2 separate regions of the Homo sapiens genome follow, and region 2 is linked to region 1. A link is a loop called in an ENCODE intact Hi-C map of the cell type or tissue named here. Cell type or tissue: heart left ventricle. All regions are shown on one strand. Links, peaks and the distances in the headings refer to the core of each region. The heading gives the core; the rest is flanking DNA. Region 1 overlaps STK38L (serine/threonine kinase 38 like). Region 2 has its middle 16 kb from the start of MED21.

What was found. A loop is a pair of places that touch in the nucleus more often than their neighbours do. Peaks named below come from ENCODE experiments on the same cell type or tissue, not always from the same donor. Only the 100,000 strongest peaks of a DNase experiment are listed, where the experiment ranks them.
Region 2: a loop joins it to region 1, with 6 times the contacts of the local background. A loop is called at or near these places in 47 of 110 quality-filtered maps.

What each region holds. Positions count from the first base shown.
Region 1 is chr12:27,301,822-27,312,633 of GRCh38, reverse strand. It overlaps STK38L (serine/threonine kinase 38 like), which reads right to left. Exons shown (of 14, transcript NM_015000.4): 3 at 10,446-10,497; 4 at 4,173-4,295; 5 at 3,437-3,520; 6 at 1-85. Among named protein-coding and RNA genes, the nearest start is that of BMAL2, 26 kb to the left of the region's middle. In heart left ventricle, for the core only: a CTCF peak has its summit at 6,226 (motif pointing right); no DNase peak of the experiment used is centred there; H3K27ac peaks cover 749 bases.
Region 2 is chr12:27,032,967-27,043,778 of GRCh38, reverse strand. It overlaps a transcript of MED21 not described here. Among named protein-coding and RNA genes, the nearest start is that of MED21, 16 kb to the right of the region's middle. In heart left ventricle, for the core only: a CTCF peak has its summit at 4,144 (motif pointing left); no DNase peak of the experiment used is centred there.

The DNA of each region.
Region 1 (10,812 bases), core at 1,380-9,379:
TATCCTGAAAACTGTAAAACATCTTCACCACCCAGGCACCATCTGCTTCTACCAAAATATCTCTTTCTGCTCGGATATGGGCCACCTAGATGAATATATTTTTGAAAAAAATAATTGTAAATACATCACACATTTGTTAAACTCATCTCTTACACTTATCCATCCATAACAGTTAATGAAGGAAAGATGGAGTTTCAGAAGATTTGATACATGTATGAATGTTCGTATTCTCATCAAATATGGAGAACCTCAAGAAATAGTTTATTTTAGCTTATATCTTTAGGTCTGAAAAGGTGAGGTCAACAGGTATATTACGTGAAGCTGAGGCCTCTGAGGTAGAGCAAGAATCAGTCTAACAACTTTTTAACCAGAATCTCTACCCAGCCTAGGATCCTGGCTTTGTCACATAAATTTAGGGCACTAGTGTGATTTTTAAAGTTAAAAGTAGTAAGCAGGGCCGGGCACAGTGGCTCACGCCTGTAATCCCAGCACTTTGGGAGGCCAGGGCAGGTGGATCACGAGGTCAGGAGATTGAGACCATCCTGGCTAAAACGGTGAAACCCCGTCTCTACTAAACATACAAAAAATTAGCCAGGCATGGTGGCACACACCAGTAGTCCCGGCTACTCAGGAGGCTGAGGCAGGAGAATCGCTTGAACCCGGGAGGCGGAGGTTGCAGTGAGCCGAGATTGCGTCACTGCACTCCAGCTTGGTGACAGAACGAGACTCCATCTCAAAAAAAAAAAGAGTAAGCAATGCCCTGTAAATTGGTACAGCAAACCTAAGCTTGGCTAAAAATAGCAAACTATTTTTAATTGTTAAACAAAGGTCCCAGCTTGATCATTATTTGGTGTTTTTTAAAGAAATAGTAACAATTATAGTAACTTTATGTTATATTATTGTTATAATATAAAACCTCTACCATATCTATAAATGTTAGCTAAAGCAAATTTGTGTAACTTTTGGGGATTTTGCCACTGATTTCTCGGACACATAATTACTAGAGATACTATCATGTGAAAATGTTATAGACTGGAAAATTTTATAAACTGGATAATTTATGGGGTTGGTATAACTGGTCAGTTTGCAGATGCTTTTGCATTAATATATTTATACACTTTTTCCAAAGATTAATAAGATTTGATTTATGCTTTTGCTATTTTCATTGTGCAACGTTAAAAACTCTGGTCCAAAGCACATGAGAACATACATTTGTAAACCTTTCTATGATAATAAAATATGATCTGCTTAAAGTGTCATATTTGGAATTACTCCTAGTGCAGTAAATATTCTGAGATCAAAGCGTAAGAGTTGAGGAGTAAGAACTTGTCTTCTGGCATGAAAATACTTTATAATTTCTATGGATCTGTTTCATTAAGTGAAAAGTGGTAGCAAGAGTGCCTACCTATTACCTTTCATGAAGCAATTTAAGGTGGTAAGGAAAAGCCCTAAACTTTGGTGTTGCATCTGGTGTGTAAGGAAAACAACTACAACATAAACATGGCTTGATTATTTTTAAATGGTTTAAAGCCAAATTACAGGATCCCTTTCCAAAACAGGATCCAAAGGTTGGAAAGTATGACCTATAGTAATCTGGTAGAACAACAGTGAGGAGATCAGTTGGTATTTAATTTTGTGGGGGTGGTTTGCATTAAAATAAATGTGATAAAAGTTAAAATATTGATGTATTAGAATTGAGTAGAAAAAAGCTTTCTAAAACAAAATCCAGTGGTAACAAATGCAAATTAATTTATACAGGGGTAAAAAACAACCCCAAAATGCAAAGGCAACTAGACGTTAGGCTACGGAGAGATTTCCGCCCCCCACCTCCCCACAGGAAAGAGCAGTGGTCCAGAGGCTCCTTAACTTCCCACAAAATATTGTAGACCAAGGGCTGTCCAGTACAGATGTAACACAAGTCATGTATGTAATTTTTAAATTTTCTAGAAGCCACATACAGAATGAAATTATTTTTAATAATACAGTTTATGTAACCTAATATATCCGAATATTATCACCTTAGTATGTAATCAATATAAAAATCATTGAAATATTTTATTTATTTATTTATTTATTTTTGCACCAAGCCTTATTTGCTGGATATCCCAATTTGTGCCCAGTAGCCACATGTGGCTGGCTGGTATCTACACTACAGCTGGAACTAACTGCTTCCTTCTGTCCTTCCTATTATACCCTAGTAGGACTAATCCCATTATGGCTAAGTTAGATTCCTGTTGCCCTCCCTGTCTCTGAGGCTATGCATCTTTACCCACGTCCTTATTGCCATCATTATCTTTCTTTTTTCTTCCTTTTTGTGGAGAATGGGGTCTTGCTATATTCCCATCATTATCTATAGTTCTCTAATCCAACTCAGTATCTCAACCTTCCTTGCCTTCCACACCTCTTCCCTCTGGGGAATCATAGCCTGTCATCAACAAAATCCCCTATAACCCTGTCTCCTGATGGTTCCTATTACCTTCTTAACCTAACTGAAACTAGGGTGAAAAATCACCCAGCTATGCCAATGGGTTTCACTTTAAATTCATGACTGCAAATCTCAATGAGCCTTCAACTGCATTTCCTTAGCAGGTCTGCTTTCCCGCACCTGAAAATGACCATTTCACAATTTCTCTCCTTAAATATTCAAAAAGCCATCCCTCCTTTACTCGAAGCCACCCCTTGTAACTGCATTAAGGCACAGGAAACATGCAGAGAGCCCAGAATATTTACAAGGTTACAGATTTTAGAAATATGTAAAATCAGCAAATTTCCAGGAGACTAGTTTTGATTATCTGATATGTGACAGGGATTCTGGGAGCTGAGAACTGTCCTTTATTTTCATTGTAGTCAGAAAAGGAGGTATTTCAGAAGGTATGTACTGAATGTTCATGCATCTACAAAATTCATAGAGTAAAGCTTTAATCTCCAATGAGGCTGTATTTGGAGATGGACCCTTAGGGAATTAATTAAGGTTAATTAATGAGGTCATAAGGGTGGAATTAATGTCCTTATAAGAAGAGACACCAGAGAGTTCTCACAGGAGTGTGTGTCCCCGCACACACCAAGGAAAGGCCATGTGAAAACTTAGTGAGAAGGTGGCCATCTGCAAGCCAGGAAGAGAGGCCTCACCAGAAACCAAAACCTGCCCAAACTTTCATTTTTGACTTGTAGCCTCCAGAACTATGAGAAAATAAGTTTCTGTTGTTTAAGCTAACCAGCCTGTTGTGTTCTGTTATGGAAGTCTAAGCAGACATACATAGATTATAAATTTAGAAGAAACCTTAAAAGAACTGAGAAACACTAAAACAGGCTACCAAAAAATTAATAGCTTATGTAGTAAGATGTGTAAACTGCTTCTTAAAAATTCTAATATAAACACTCTTAACACTGCGTCAGTGGATGCTCCTTTATATTACATGTGTTAAAGAACTCATACCTGCTCTTTTTCAAGCATATCAGACTTTCTCAATATCTTCATTGCATAGATATGGCCTGTATCTTTCTTCTGGACCAACCGCACCTAAAAGATAAAAAACATATATTATAAAACAGTCACTACTATTTGTTCAGGAAAGAAAAGTAACTTCCCTTAAAGAAAGCAGGAATTTGCCAGTGTTGGTATTTCAGGAATTTTATATATATATATCTATATATTTTTATATCTATATATTTTTATATATGTTATATATATATTTATATATATTTTATATATATTAATATATATTTATATATATTTATATATTTACATTTATATATATTTATATTTATATATATTTTTTTATATATACATACAAACACATATATATATTTTTTTGAGAGAGCGTTTCACTCATGTTGCCCAGGCTGGAGTGCAATGGTGGGATCTCAGCTCACTGCAACTTCTGCCTCCTGGGCTCAAGCGATTCTCCTGCCTCAGCCTCCCAAGTAGCTGGGATTACAGGTGCCCACCACCACGCCCAGCTAATTTTTGTATTTTTATAGAGACGGGGTTTCACTGGCCAGGCTGGTCTCGAACTCCTGACCTCAGGCGATCCACCCGCCTCGGCCTCCCAAAGTATTGGGATTACAGGCGTGAGCCACCGCACCCAGCCAGGAATTATATTTTAACACATATTTTAAATTATCTTAAGATATATATTTGCAGCAGTAGTGACTTTTAAAAAGAAGCACACCTCTCCAAAAGCTCCTCTTCCTATAACTTTCAGAGACTCAAAGTCATCCAAGCCAAGTCTGGTCCTTTTGAGCCGTAAGAACTCTGTTTCTTTGCGAGCGTGTTGTGATCGACGTAACTTTTTCTATTAAAAAAAAACAATTTAAACGGATGATTTTATAATTAGGTTGTTTTGATGGAGCTTCTAGTATTAAAAGATGATACACGTAAAAATAAATGATAGCACTAATATGTAATATACTATTAGGCTAAAACAATTTAAAGAAAACTTTCTAAAATTTTTAACAACTGATAAATCTTTACTTTTGAGGTGGACTCCATTAAATATGTAATTCAGTCCATCATATTTGTCTATATATATATATATGTATAACTTATTCTTTCATCTATATGGTAACAATTCCATAAATAAAAATTAAATGTTAGTAAATGTTAATGGTATTCTGATACTGATTTTTATTCTGTCAGGAAATCTGCTTTGCTTCAATTCCTTAATTTCCAAGGTTGCTCTTTCACAACTACTGAGACTTGTGACAATAAAATAACAACATAATGGTAGTGTTTCCAAAGAGATTTACTTGTGGTAGAATTTACTCTTGGGCAAATTTTAATAAACTGCTTGAGACCTGGCATAGAACTTCCTGAAAATATAAAATTGCAAAAACAATTACAAGAAGAAGTCATTAAAATATCCAAGTTGGTAATTTCATAACTGATTCTACAAAGACCACAAAAAATAACTTCCATTAATAAGCAATACTGTGAAATACCTGCAGGTTACATTTGGAACAGGTATTTATTTTATTGTTCTAAACTTCATTTTTCACCCTCACCAATCAAAATTCTGTTTTTGGACATAGTTAGCTCCTAGTAGAGGAAACACTAAGTGGAAAAGAAACAATATCAGTGAAAAAATTTAACTCCTGTTCATCTTCAACTGAATCCTGCCAAGCTTTTAGTGGTTCAGTTTGGAGGGACAGACAAATCAAAATGAAAGTAACAGCTTAGAAACATTGCTTCTAAATGCAGCTCATGGTATAGCCTCTCCCTACTCCTGTATATATCTGTTTTTAAAAGGGTTAGGTGAACTATTAATTAGAAATATGTATGTAAACATGTATTATCAATGCAATGGAATTCTGATACTTCTAACAAAGTTAATCTAAGAAGATGAAATCAAGAAATGTCTTCAAACAGCTAAATGAAGTTATACACTAAGGCACACCAATGGTGTAAATTATGACAGTAATGAAGATAAAAATCAAGTACACAAATTAACAGGCTTTGCCTAATGTCTTTTTTTAATGTCTTTAATGTCTTTTTTTAAATGTCTTTTTCCACATCTGATATTGATTATAAAATACAATGGTACTATGGAAAAAGTAAGCAAACAACAATGAAAGATTATTTTTTTCAGTAAGAAGTGAGGCGATAAGCCGGGTGTGGTGGCTCACGCCTATAATCCCAGCACTTTGGGAGGCCGAGGTGGATGGATCATGAAGTCAGGAGATCGAGACCATCCTGGCCAACATGGTAAAACCCCGTCTCTACTAAAAATACAAAAATTAGCCGGGCGTGGTGGCATGCACCTGTACTCAGGAGGCTGAGGCAGGAGAATCACTTGAACCCGGGAGGCAGAGGTTGCAGTGAGCTGAGATCCCATTGCACTCCAGCCTGGGTGACAAGACCGAAACTCCATCTCAAATATATGTGTGTGTGTGTGTGTGTGTGTGTGTGTGTGTGTGTGTTTATAAAATTCCTGAAATACCAACACTGGCAAATTCCTGCTTTCTTTAAGGGAAGCTACTTAAATATCAGTTTTAACGGAGCTAAAATTACATTGATATAATTAAGAAAACAAATGTGGCCTGAAACAATAGTGAAGACTATTTTTTGCTGCTTTTTACCTAAATGCAATGACAAATACCCTTTTTTGCACATAGGTGTTCAAAAATACCTTTTGAATAATAAAAAAATAAATTACTAGTAAAACAAAAGAGAGCTCTAAAAAGTATCTGATTTTAAATTTTAAGACTAATTTTTAAAAGGCCACTTGGTGGCACTATAGTATCATGTCCTTTAAGGAAGTAGTGAGGAGGGTTTTTTTTTAATTACATAAAAGAATAAGAATTTTGAAAGTATTTTGAATCTCTCCCTTTATAGATTATAAAACAGTACAGTTGGATATAGTTGCAGAAATCCTGCTTAATCTGAATGGAAAAGATGACATCACTATACACAGTTTCATAAATTGTCTAGTAGTTTGTATAATGCAGCACTCACACAATTTATGTGGTTTTGGGCCCAGCCATTTAATAGCAAAAAGAGAGAGTCACAAGTGTATGGAACACATAATTCTATAAAAATGAGCATCACCTATAACATTGTTACATTAGTTAAAAAAAATTGATTCCATGATTTTAGTCTTAGAATCAGTGTTGCAGTCCAGAGGTAGCTGAATCAAATTCATGTTAAAAAAAAAATTGGTGAAAAAGCCTGTTGATATATCTACTCACAACCTGTATAGATTAAGTAGCCTTGAAAGACAAACAGTATCCTTGTGGTAATTGCATCCTTTCCTCTTCAAAGAAGACAATAAAAATCTGTGGACAGCTTAACATTTCACGACTCTCTTTTATAGCTTGAACTTGCCTATTTAGTTTTTCATTAGAGTAAATAACATTCCATGTTGGATGGGATTTTCTTAAGTGAGATGAAACTAGAAAGTGCTTTTCTTCCTTTCTCCATTCCTTTTTATATAGGTGTTCCTCAAACTCTCCATCTGTAGGGTGGCCAGTATTTGTATAAGACAGACAGTGCATACAAAATTTTTCAGATGAAAAGGGTTCAGCTAGCAACTTTATCTATTTTATTTTTATGAGACAATTTTATTTTTTATCAAACCCACCCCATATAAAGATGCTGTAACATACTTTATATTAAGGTTGAGAGAGCTTGTCTATTTTACAGAATTTGATATAATCCAGGCTCTAGCATGGAGCCTAATAATAAGCACCTGTGGAATTAAAAACATTTTTTAGAGAAAAACATTAGAAGTTTTATAAACTGGTATTATGGGCCACTGACTATTTTTTATGGAAAAATCATCTCCTATTTTCTACAAGTTATTCAGAAAAATTAGAGAAAATAGCTGTAAATGTAGTCAGTACTTGCTGATGCAGACCAGAAGTTGCAAACAGGAAGCTACAAACTATATTCAACCTACAGATATATTTGATTTGGACTGCAAGTTGTTTTTCAAAAGCAGGTGATTGGTTATTCTGCAAAAAAAGTCCAGATTACTAGCTTCTCTGGAAAAACAGGGCCTTGGCCACAGGGGCCAATGGTAGCAATCCTCTTTAGATGAGCCTTGGTTCCCTAATTTGTCAGTCCCCACCACTGATGCGAGTCCCTAGGAGGCATGTCCACATGGGCTGGGACTCTTATTACAGCAATGTGAAAAGTGGCATGTCTTTGCCAACAGATAAACTGTAAGGATCAATATTTAAGAAAATAATATTTTTTAAAAAGGAAAAATATTAATCTATTTCTTTGTGGAAGCAAAAAAAAAATCATATAAGTTGAATATGTAAACAAAGTATATCTGGATCAAAAGAATATAACCCTAGATGCCACTATGAAACCAACCTGGCCAGCTTATCTCACTTCCGTTGCCTGCTTAGTGTTTGGGCATCTGTTTTTGCAGTCTCTTCCCCTACACTTCAAATTAAGATCTTATGTTTAAGATTTCTATATCAATATAATGATGTATAATATATAAATGCAATTATATGGTTATTAATTATAAGAAATTTATAATTCTAACTTTAAAATGAGGAAAGATATGCTCAGTCTTATTTTTTCTCTATAGATTGGAATACAGATTTAAATCACTACCTTTCTCACTAAAATTTAAAGGACATAAATGAGCTTTTAAAATATTAATGACATGTAAATAATGATAGATAATTTTAAATGTAAAAACATCTGAGTTTTCTAGATTGAGTCAACTGATTAACAAAGTTACCACCTTTAGTATAAGTCATAAAATATTGTATTTGATTTAAACATTGCAACTATAAGGAACAGCTACAGTCCTAGGAAAGGTACAGGGAAGATTAGATACTGATTTGATTTCAATTAATCATTTGATGATGGTCTACTCTTTAAATATAGAAACTCTTTTTTTTTTTTTTTTTTTTTTGAGACAGACTCTCACCCTGTCACCCAGGCTGGAGTGCAATGGCATGATCTCAGCTCACTGCAGCCTCTGCCTTCTGAGCTCAAGTGATCCTCCCACCTGAGCCTCCTGAGTAGCTGGGACTACACACACAGGACACCATGCTTAATTTTTAAAATTTTTTGTAGAGACCAGGTCTTACTATATTTCCCAGGCTGATCTTGAACTCCTGGGCTCAAGTGATCCTCCCATCTTGGCCTCCCAAAGTGCTGGGATTACAGGTGTGTGCCACTGCACTCAGCATGTTAAACTAATTAATCTGGGTTGTGACTCCCTATTGCCTAGTACTAAAGTATACCTTTTTTAGTAAACTATTCTAAACCTAGCTTTCCATGGTGTGCTATCAACTTACCTCACTATTTCCTTTTATTGCACCCTTTATAGCTCAAATGTAAACTCATTATTCTGTACATGTATTCATTATTTTGTATACATCCCTTACCTCTAATGTAAATTCTACCCATTCTTTACAATTCAAATCAATTATTACTTCTTCTATGAAACATTTTCTGATCCTCTGAATTAGAGGAAAAATCTTCTCTATATTTTCAACGTTCACCACATTCTATCATGCGTACATATTTTTACACACACACACTCACTCACTCTCCCTCTCCTAATCTAAAACTCCTTGAGGGCAAAAGCCATTATTTGTTTATTCACCAAATATTTATTCTAGCTCTCTGCCAGACAGCTGTGGAGATGTAATGCTCAACAAGATGTTACAGTGTCTAGTCTTTGGGAAGACTGTATTTTAAGGCTCCCATGGGGACAGGAACAGTAGAATACAGAAGGTACCTTGAGAGGTTAAGGAAGATTTCCCAGTGGAAGTGATGCCTGAAGTGAGGCCTAAAGCTGCTGCTTTGCCCAGGCTGGAGTGAAGTGACATGATCATAGCTCATGGCAACCTCAAACTCTCAGGCTCAGGTGATCCTCCCACTTCAATCCTACCAAGTAGCTAGGACTACAGGCACGTACCACCATGCCCAGCTACTAAAGATTCTTGAAGAATAATGGGAGTTGGGTAGGAGTGAGGAAGAGTTCCAAGCAGCAGAAAGAGCATGTGAAAAGGTCCACAGGCAAGACAGGGGACATCAAAGAAATTCATACTTGTCAGCGTCGGGGGCGGGTGACAAGAGATGAGGCTAGAGAGAGATAAGCAGAGGCCAAGTAGTGAAGGTATACCAATTTTTTTTTTTTTTTTTTTTTTAAGACGGAGTCTTGCTCTGTCGCCCAGGCTGGAGTGCAGTGGCGCGATCTCGGCTCACTGCAAGCTCTGCCTCCCGGGTTCACACCATTCTCCTGCCTCAGCCTCCTGAGTAGCTGGGACTACAGGCGCCTGCCACCGCTCCTGGCTAATTTTTTTTTTTGTATTTTTAGCAGTGACGGGGTTTCACCGTGGTCTCGATCTCCTGACCTCGTGATCCACCCGCCTCAGCCTCCCAAAGTGCTGGGATTACAGGTGTGAGCTACCGCGCCCGGCCCAGGTATACCAATGTTAAAGAGCTTGCCCATATCCCGAGATAAGGGAGCCAGTGAAGGGTTATTAAGCAAAAGAGTAAGATGATCAAATCTATTTTTAGACCAATTACTCTAGCTGCAGTATGCAGAAAAACTGGGGGTGGGAAATGGGGAGACCAGTTGGGGACAGTTATTTTTCAGGTTAAAATATATGGTAGTTTAAACCAGGGTAATAGCACTGAACTAGAGAAATAGATAGCTTTAAAAGAATATTTAGAAAAAATTTTAGAAAAGCTAACGATTGATTAATTCCTCCCGGAGCTTGCCTTTCTCATTCCACACACCTAAAATACACTTGGCAATGTTCTCTTAAATACGTGTTCTTGGAATTTAAGAAAAAAACAAAACTGCCTCCTTCTAAAGATATCAATAAAAGATATCCATGACAGCAACAAAGAAGCCCATATTCAAATGATAAAATCCACATTATTTAAGTTATAAAATACCTGATGTCAAATGAATGAAAAGTCACTGGGGGTGCTTTTGTACAGTAATTATAGGTAATTACATTACCTCTTCATCTGCTAATCCTTCTTCTTCCATGGCCACTTCTAATTTCTTCTGCCTTTTCAAAGGAAAAAAAAATTAAATTTTAAATACATTCCTAACTATTTCCACTTAAGAAATATACATTTATTTATTCAGGTTAACCACTTCAGCTTGCTAGGCTAAAAAAAAAAAAACTTTCAAGTTGGATCAACATAATCACTAAGAATAGTTTTCTTTCTCAAAAAACAAACCCAGATTTTGCTTTCTCATACTGGCCAAATGAATAATTTACTTCTAAGGCTTACTTCACGCTCCTGCCTAAATGAAATGTTGGCAATGACTGATGTTCTAATATGGAAAACTCTGCTACTTAATGTTCAATCTACCAATA
Region 2 (10,812 bases), core at 1,048-9,047, 270 kb after region 1:
TAAAAATGTAAAAAAATTATATTGTAAATTAAAAACAATATTGCCTGGGACTATGGTAGACGTTAAAGTCATCCTTAAAGACCCAAAAGTTGCAGGCACTGTGATCCCCATCAAGTGCCTACTTAATTCACCGGTCTGACCCTATAAAAACCAGATATGTCTTAAAGGATGATACTAGACTCCTGCTCATCTATAAACTGATTTACATTCCATAAAAATACCATGAGGTCTTTTTTTGATTGGTAGGCTATTAATTATTGCCTCAATTTCAGAGCCTGTTATTGGTCTATTCAGGGATTCAACTTCTTCCTGATTTAGTCTTGGGAGGGTGTATGTGTGCAGGAATTTATCCATTTCTTCTAGATTTTCTAGTTTATTTGCACAGAGGTATTTACAGTATTCTCTGATGGTAGTTTGTATTTCTGTGGGATCGGTGGTGATATCCCCTTTATCATTTTTTATTGCATCTGTTTGATTCTTCTCTCTTTTCTTCTTTATTAGACTTGCTAGTGGTCTATCAATTTTGTTGATCTTTTCAAAAAACCAGCTCCTGGATTCATTGATTTTTTGAAGGGTTTTTTGTGTTTCTATTTCCTTCAGTTCTGCTCTGATCTTAGTTATTTCTTGCCTTCTGCTAGCTTTTGAATGTGTTTGCTCTTGCTTCTCTAGTTCTTTTAATTGTGATGTTAGGGTGTCAATTTTAGATCTTTCCTGCTTTCTCTTGTGGGCATTTAGTGCTATAAATTTCCCTCTACACACTGCTTGAAATGTGTCCCAGAGATTCTGGTACGTTGTGTCTTTGTTCTCATTGGTTTCAAAAAACACCTTTATTTCTGCCTTCATTTCGTTATGTACCCAGTAGTCATTCAGGAGCAGGTTGTTCAGTTTCCATGTAGTTGAGTGGTTTTGAGTGAGTTTCTTAATCCTGAGTTCTAATTTGATTGCACTGTGGTCTGAGAGACAGTTTGTTATTTCTGTTCTTCTGCATTTGCTGAGGAGTGCTTTACTTCCAACTATGTGCTCAATTTTGGAATAAGTGCAATGTGGTGCTGAGAAGAATGTATATTCTGTTGATTTGTGGTGGAGAGTTCTGTAGATGTCTATTAGGTCCCCTTGGTGCAGAGGTGAAGTCCTGGATATCCTTGTTAACCTTCTGTCTCCTTGATCTGTCTAATGTTGACAGTGGGGTGTTAAAGTCTCCCATTATTATTGTGTGGGAGTCTAAGTCTCTTTGTAAGTCTCCAAGGACTTGCTTTATGAATCTGGGTGCTCCTGTATTGGGTGCATATATATTTAGGATAGTTAGCTCTTCTTGTTGAATTGATCCATTTACCATTATATAATGGCCTTGTCTCTTTTCATCTTTGTTGGTTTATATTCTGTTTTATCAGAGATAGGATTGCAACCCCTACCTTTTTTTGTTTTCCATTTGCTTGGTAGATCTTCCTCCCTCCCTTTATTTTGAGCCTATGTGTGCCTCTGCACATGAGATGGGTCTCCTGAATACAGCACACTGATGGGTCTTGACTCTTTATCCAATTTGCCAGTCTGTGTCTTTTAATTGGAGCATTTAGCCCATTTACATTTAAGGTTAATACTGTTATGTGGGAATTTGATCCTGTCATTATGATGTTAGCTGGTTACTTTGCTCGTTAGTTAATGCAGTTTCTTTCTAGCATTGATGGTCTTTACATTTTGGCATGTTTTTGCAGTGGCTGGTACTGGTTGTTCCTTTCTATGTTTAGTGCTTCCTTCAGGAGCTCTTGTAGGGCAGGCCTGGTGGTGACAAAGTCTCTCAGATTTGCTTGTCAGTAAAGGATTTTATTTTTCCTTCACTTATGAAGCTTAGTTTGGCTGGATGTAAAATTCTGGGTTGAAAATTCTTTTGTTTAAGAATGTTGAATATTGGCCCCCACTCTCTTCTGGCTTGTAGAGTTTCTGCCGAGAGATCTGCTGTTAGTTTGACGGGCTTCCCTTTGTGGGTAACCCGACCTTTCTCTCTGGCTGCCCTTAACATTTTTTCCTTCATTTCAACTTTGGTGAATCTCACAATTATGTGTCTTGGAGTTGCTCTTCTTGAGGAGTATTTTTGTGGTGTTCTCTGTATTTCCTGAATTTGAATGTTGGCCTGCCTTGCTAGGTTGGGGAAATTCTCTTGGATAATATCCTGCAGAGTGTTTTCCAACTTGGTTCCATTCCTCCCATCACTTTCAGGTACACTAATCAGACATAGATTTGGTCTTTTCACATACTCCCATATTTCTTGGAGGCTTTATTCATTTCTTTTTACTCTTTTTTCTCTAAACTTCTCTTCTCACTTCATTTCATTCGTTTGATCTTCAATCACTGATACCCTTTCTTCCAGTTGATCAAATCGGCTACTGAAGCTTGTGCATTTGTCACGTAGTTCTCGTGCCATCATTTTCAGCTCCATCAGATCATTTAAGGACTTCTCTACACTGGTTATTCCAGTTAGCCATTCATCTAATCTTTTTTCAAGGTTTTTAGCTTCTTTCTGATGGGTTCGAACTTCCTCTTTTAGCTCGGAGAAGTTTATCTCACACCCGTTAGAATGGCAATCATTAAAAAGTCAGGAAACAACAGGTGCTGGAGAGGAAGTGGAGAAACAGGAATACTTTTACACTGTTGGTGGGACTGTAAACTAGTTCAACCATTGTGGAAGACAGTGTGGTGATTCCTCAGGGATCTAGAACTAGAAATACCATTTGACCCAGCCATTCCATTACTGGGTATATACCCAAAGGATTATAAATCATGCTGCTATAAAGACACATGCACACGTATGTTTATTGCGGCACTATTCACAATAGCAAAGACTTGGAACCAACCCAAATGTCCATCAGTGATAGACTGGATTAAGAAAATGTGGCACATATACACCATGGAATACTATGCAGCCATAAAAAAGGATGAGTTCATGTCCTTTGTAGGGACATGGATGAAGCTGGAAACCAACATTCTGAGCAAATTATCGCAAGGACAGAAAACCAAACACTGCATGTTCTCACTCATAGGTGGGAATTGAACAAGGAGAACACTTGGACACAGGAAGGGAAACATCACACACTGGGGCCTGTCGTGGGGTGGGGGGATGGGGGAGGGATAGCATTAAGAGATATACCTAATGTAAATGACGAGTTAATGGGTGCAGAACACCAACATGGCATATGTATACATATGTAACAAACCTGCACGTTGTGCACATGTACCCTAGAACTTAAAGTATAATTAAAAAAAAGAAGAAAAAAAATACCATGAGGTAATTACTAATATTATCCTCATTTTACAGTTGCACTGAAACATAGGTAACTTGCCCAAAGTCACACAATTCAGTGGCAATGCCGGGGCCAGGAGGCACAAAAGCCTATATTATTAATCACACTTTCATATTGCGTTTCCATATAGGACTATCCTTCGGCTATGAAGTGGCAGTTTCTGATGTGTGACCTGTCAACATACACAACACATGCACATGCACATAGAAGATAATTTATCATCCAGAGAAAGTGCTCACATAACTTTCTTTGTGGTTGATGCCAGTGCTTCACTTCTTTACGGTGGGCCTAAATGGACACATACCACGAAGTTGTGTCCATAATCTTTTGTTTTCAGACGAAATAAACATTTGGTCATCATATTCATGTTACTGGCTCCAGGAAGATACTAGCTCAAACTAGAATCATAACACCAGCTTTGACTGGATTCCAGGGTAATCTTAACTTGTGGCCACTGCTATCAAGCTAGTTAATCCCCAGTAGTCTTTTGAGTCACGAAACATCCTTTCCAACCATTTCCTCCAACCACTTCCTGTATAAAATCAAAGTTCACGCCTGTAATCCCAGCACTTTGGGAAGCTGAGGTGGGCAGATCACAAGGTCAGGAGATCAAGGCCATCCTGGCTAACACGGTGAAACCCCGTCTCTACTAAAAACACAAAAAATTAGTCGTTCATGGTGGCACGTGCCTGTAGTCCCAGCTACTCGGGAGGCTGAGGCAGGGTAATCACTTGAATCCGGGAGGTGGAGGGTTGCAGTGAGCCAAGATCACGCCACTGCACTCCAGCCTGGGCAACAGAGCAAGACTCCATCTCAAAACAAACACACACCAAAGTTCAGGGTCAAACTGCCCTCTTGTGGTGAAATATTGCTATCTGTTTGGTCTTCAATACTTGCCCTTTGCATGTTAAGTTTTCAGTCTGTCTGGCATTGATTTTTTTTTTTTTTTTTTTGAGATGGAATTTCGCTCTTGTTGCCCAGGCTGGAGGGCAATGGCGCGTTCTTGGCTCACCACAACCGCCGCCTCCCGGGTTCAAGTGATTATCCTGCTTCAGCCTCGCCAGTAGCTGGGATTACAGGCATGCACCACCACACCCGGCTAATTTTGTACTTTTAGTAGAGACGGGGTTTCTCCATGTTGGTCAGGCTGGTCTCGAACTCCTGACCTCAGGTGATCTGCCACCTCGGCTTCCCAAAGTGCTGGGATTACAGGTGTGAGCCACTGCGCCTGGCCGTCATTGATTTTTTACTTTTTTTTTTTTTTTGAGATGGAATCTCGCTCTGTTGCCCAGGCTGGATGGAGTGCCAGGCGCATCATCTCGGCTCACGGCAGCCTCCGCCTCCAGGGATCAAGCGATTTTCCTGCCTCAGCCACCTGAGTAGCTTAGATTACAGGCACGTGCCACCACGTCTGGCTAATTTTTGTACTTTTAATAGAGATGGGGTTTCAACATGTTGGTCAGGCTGGTCTTGAACTCCTGACCTCATGATCCGCCCGCCTCAGCCTCCCAAAGTGCTGGGATTTTTAAAATATTTTTTATAACAGCTTTATTGAGGTATTATTCACATACCATGCTTTAAAAATATACAATTCAGTGGTTCTTAGTACATTCACAGAGTTGTGCAAACATCACATCTAATTCCAGAACATTTTGATCACTCCTCCCAAACTCCATAGGCATTGACTTTAATGTAATGGCATATAAATATATAGAAATACATATAGAAACCAATTATTCTAGCACCATTTCCATTCTTTCCCCAGGGACTGCAACATCATCTGTCATAAATCAACTTTTCATGTCTGTGTGAATTTGGTTTTGATCTCCCTATTGAGAGACTGGTGTACAGTATTTGTCTATCCCTGCACAAATTATTAAAGCAAGTTTTGCCATTCTGTTATCCTTCCTCATGAATATCTTGATTACTTTTGGCCCTAACTCATCAAGTTCCACAGAAATCCCAATTGGAATCTTAGTTAAAATTGTGTTGTCTATGGACCAGTTGAAGAAAACTGACACATTTATAATACTGACTCTGTTCCATAAAGATGGTATTACTTTCTACTTATTTTGTTTAAAAATGTTTTAAATGAAGCTTTATAATTTTTTTGTTATACGCATCCCTAGATATCTTACATTTTTGTTATATTCGTTGTATTCCTGAATCCTTATTATTTAATGTCACTGAAAATGTACTTTAAAAAAAAAACAACGTGTTTTTCTTACCATTTGTTGCTGGTATGTTACATATTGTTTTTTGGGAAGCCTATCCATGGAATCTTCTTGATTTTCTATGTAATTATATCATCTTTAAGTACTGAGAGTTTTCTTTCCTTTTTATCTTATAATTTTTATTTCTTTCATGCTTAGATGTGTTGGTGAGAATCACCAGCTTAAAGATGAGTAGATGTGGTGGTCTTAATAGGAAGCTCTGTCTTATTCCCAAGCTGAAAGGGAACAAGTTTGATCTTTCAGTAAGATGGTTACTACAGTTTTGTACATACCCTTTATATTTTAAAAATTCTTTGCTGTTTCTCCTCTGCCAAGAGTTTTTTCATAAATGGATTTTGAATATTATCAAATGCTTCTCGCAAATCAAGATAGATGATCATACTGATTCTGATTTTGATCTGTTAGAATGGCAAATTACATTACCATATTTGATCAAATCAAAGATTCTATAAATTTTAAAACACGTCATTATTTTATGTTTCAGCAAGGAAGAAAATAAAACAGCTGCCCTTTGAATATTCCAATTTGTAATATGTTTTTTTAAAAGGGCATCTCTAAATTGATAAAAATACAAAAAATACATTTTCTAAAGACAGAACTGCCATGCATTCCTGAGATTAAACATACATTTATTGTGATATATGCAATTGTTAATACCCACTGTCTCTAATTTGCTATTTTTCCATGTTTACTGAATGGGCAAAAACTGGAAGCATTCCCTTTGAAAACTGGCACAAGACAGGGATGCCCTCTCTCACCACTCCTATTCAACATAGTGTTGGAAGTTCTGGCCAGGGCAATTAGGCAGGATAAGGAAATAAAGGGTATTCAATTAGGAAAAGAGGAAGTCAAATTGTCCCTGTTTGCAGACGACATGACTGTATGTATAGAAAACCCCATTGTCTCAGCCCAAAATCTCCTTAAGCTGATAAGCAACTTCAGCAAAGTCTCAGGATACAAAATCAATGTACAAAAATCACAAGCATTCTTATACACCGATAACAGACAAACAGAGAGCCAAATCATGAGTGAACTCCCATTCACAATTGCTTCAAAGAGAATAAAATACTTAGGAATCCAACTTACAAGGGACGTGAAGGACCTCTTCAAGAAGAACTACAAACCACTGCTCAAGGAAATAAAAGAGGATACAAACAAATGGAAGAACATTCCATGCTCATCGGTAGGAAGAATCAATATTGTGAAAATGGCCATACTGCCCAAGGTAATTTATAGATTCAATGCCATCCCCATCAAGCTACCAATGCCTTTCTTCACAGAATTGGAAAAAAACTACTTTAAAGTTCATATGGAACCAAAAAGGAACCCACATCTCCAAGTCAATCCTAAGCCAAAAGAACAAAGCTGGAGGCATCACACTACCTGACTTCAAACTATACTACAAGGCTACAGTAACCAAAACAGCATGGTACTGGTACCAAAACAGAGATATAAATCAATGGAACAGAACAGAGGCCTCAGAAATAACGCCACATATCTACAACTATCTGATCTTTGACAAACCTGAGAAAAACAAGCAATGGGGAAAGGATTCCCTATTTAATAAACGGTGCTGGGAAAACTGGCTAGCCATATGTAGAAAGCTGAAACTGGATCCCTTCTTTACAGCTTATACAAAAATTAATTCAAGATGGATTAAAGACTTAAACGTTAGACCTAAAACCATAAAAACCCTAGAAGAAAACCTAGACATTACCATTCAGGACATAGGCATGGGCAAGGACTTCATGTCTGAAACACCAAAAGCAATGGCAATAAAAGCCAAAATTGACAAATGGGATCTAATTAAACTAAAGAGCTTCTGCACAGCAAAAGAAACTACCATCAGGGTGAACAGGCAACCTACAGAATGGGAGAAAATTTTCGCAACCTACTCATCTGACAAAGGGCTAATATCCAGAATCTACAGTGAACTCCAACAAATTTACAAGAAAAAACCAAACAACCCCATCAAAAAGTGGGCAAAGGATATGAACAGACACTTCTCAAAAGAAGACATTTATGCAGCCAAAAGACACTGAAAAAATGCTCATCATCACTGGCCATCAGAGAAATGCAAATCAAAACCACAATGGGATATCATCTCACACCAGTTAGAATGGCAATCATTAAGAAGTCAGGAAACAACAGGTGCTGGAGAGGATGTTGAGAAATAGGAATAGTTTTACACTATTGGTGGGACTGTAAACTAGTTTAACCATTGTGGAAGTCAGTGTGGTGATTCCTCAGGGATCTAGAACTACAAATACCATTTGACCCAGCCATCCCACTACTGGGTATACACCCAAAGGACTATAAATCATGCTGCTATAAAGACACATGCACACGTATGTCTATTGCGGCACTATTCACAATAGCAAAGACTTGGAACTAACCCAAATGTCCAACAATGATAGACTGGATTAAGAAAATGTGGCACATATACACCATGGAATACTATGCAGCCATAAACAATGATGAGTTCATGTCCTTTGTAGGGACATGGATGAAATTGGAAATCATCATTCTCAGCAAACTATGGCAAGGACAAAAAACCAAACACCGCATGTTCTCACTCATAGATGGGAATTCAACAGTGAGAACACATGGACACAGGAAGGGGAACATCACACTCTGGGGACTGTTGTGGGGTGGGGGGAGGGGGGAGGGATAGCATTAGGAGATATACCTAATGCTAAATGACGAGTTAACGGGTGCAGCACACCAGCATGGCACATGTATACATATGTAACTAACCTGCACATTGTGCACATGTACCCTAAAACTTAAAGTATAATTAAAAAAAAAAGAAATAACAAATCACCTTAATCCAAAAAAAAAAAAAGAGATTTAGTTATTTTTAATTTTGGTACTGTTACTGTAAAATTTTGACAAGAGCTTTATACTTTCTGTATAAAACTGGAATTCAAAGAAACCGCATATTTAGCAAAACTCACAACTCACTATTCTCATTAATAAAACTCTCTAGGCTTGGTGGCTAGAAGGTTTTATTACTGCCTGTTGTTTTTATTTTGTTTGAGACAGGGTCTGTCAACAAGTCTGTCACCAGGCTGGTGTGTGGTGTCATGATCATGGCTCACCGCAGCCTGTACCTCCCAGGCTTAAGCGATCCTCCCAACTGAGTAGCTGGAACTTCAGGCATGCACTACCAAACCGGGCTAATTAAGAGTTTTGACAGCTGGGCGCAGTTGCTCACGCCTGTAATCCCAGCACTTAGGGAGGCCAGGGGCAGGCGGAGCACCTAAGGTCAGGAATTCAAGACTAGCCTGGTAAACATGGTAAAACCCTGTCTCTACGAAAAATACAAAAATTAGCCAGGCGTGGTGACAGGTGCCTGTAATCCCAGCTACTCAGGAGGCTGAGGCATAAGAAGCACTTGGACCCGGGAGACGGAGGTTGCAGTGAGCCGAGATCACGCCACCGCACTCCAGCCCGGGCGACAAGCGCGAAACTCCGTTTCCAAAAAAGAGTTTTGACTATTGAGTCAAATCGGGTGTGGTGGCTCATGCATGTAATCCCAGCACTTTGGGAGGTCGAAATGGGCAGATCGGTTGAGCCCAGGAGTTTGAGATAAGCCTGGGCAACACTGCAAAACCCCATCTCTACTAAAAATACAAAAATTAGCTGGTGGAATAAGCCTGCCATCCCAGCTACTCGGGAGGCTGAGGTGGGAGGATAGCTTGAGCCCAGGAGGTCAACACTGCAATGAACTGTGATTGTGTCACTGCACTGCAGCCTGGAAGACAAGAGTGAGACCTTGTTTATCTATTTAAATTTATTAAATTATGTATTAAACTTTTTTTTTGAGACGGAGTTTTGCCCTTGTTGCCCAGGCTGGAGTGCAATGGCGTGATCTCGGCTCACTGCAACCTCCGCCTCCCAGGCTGTACCGATTCTCCTGCCTTAGCCTCCCGAGTAGCTGGGATTGGATTACAGGCGCCCACCACCATGCCTGGCTAATTTTTTGTATTTTTAGTAGAGACGGGGTTTCTCCATGTTGGCCAGGCTGGTCTTGAACACCTGACCTCAGGTGATCCACCCACCTTTGCCTCCCAAAGTGCTGGGACTACAGGTGTGAGTCACTGCGTTAGCCAAATTTAAACTTTTTTTGAAGTTTAAAGGATTAAGTTTGAAGGATTTAAAGGACCATTTAAATTTTAAATACATTCAATCAATAGTCAAAACTCTTTTTTCAGCCATACTCTTTTTGAATCTCAACTTTGGGCTTTGTTTTTTCTACAGTATGGTTGTTTTCTTAATTTCTGCTGTTACCTTTATTATTTCTTTCTTTCTCTTTCAGTTAGATACTTAGCTTGTTAATTTTCAACTTTTTATCCTAATACAAGCAAGAAAGGTAATACTTGCATTTTCTCCTACATGCTGTCTTGGCCGAATACCACAAGTTTCTATGCATAGTTTGTTTTCATTACATTCTGAATTATGCTCTAATCTTTCTGATTTCTTCTTTTGACTCCTGAGTTTTATCTCTTAGTATTGGATTTTTACTATTCATCTTTATTAATTTTATCCTGAATTGCACACAAGGTGATCTGAAACAGATTTCTTACCTCACAGTAAATGAGTGCCTCTGCTCTTTTTGCCCCAACCTTACCCCTGGGGCTATCAATGAGAGTCCATGAGATTTTTTTCCTACCCAAGTGAATGAGGTCAAGTAAAACAAACAAAAATCCAGACTAGGTATAGAATGACTCTATTTGAAATGATTATTAAAATAGTGCTATGCTCTGAATGCTTGTATCCCTCCCAACCCCACAAATTTGTACGTTGAAATCCTAACATACGAATGATGATGGGTCGAGCCTTTGAAAAATGACTAGGTCAAGAAGGTAAAGGCCTCATGAGTGGGATTAGTACCTCTAAAGAGGCCCAAGAGTTTCCCTTGCTTCTTCTACCATGTGAGGACAGTGAGAAGGTGCCCCCACCAGACACCAGACCTGCCAGCACTTTGATCTTTGACTTCCCGGGCTTCAGAACTGTGGGAAGTAAATTTATATTGTCTATAAGCTATCAGCTTATGGTATTTTGCTATATATAGCAGCCTGAATGGGTGAATACAAACAGGGAGAGAGGAACTATTGCAATAGGGTCAGGGAGACTATTGCAATAAGGAGAATGCTTCAAAGGTAAGATCTGCAAGCATCTCAAAGATCAGATAGAAATAGGCTTTTCTCTTTTTCTCTTACAGGGAGGAATAAACAGGCTAGAAAAAAACTAACGTGGAGGAGAGGAGCAGGTGACGT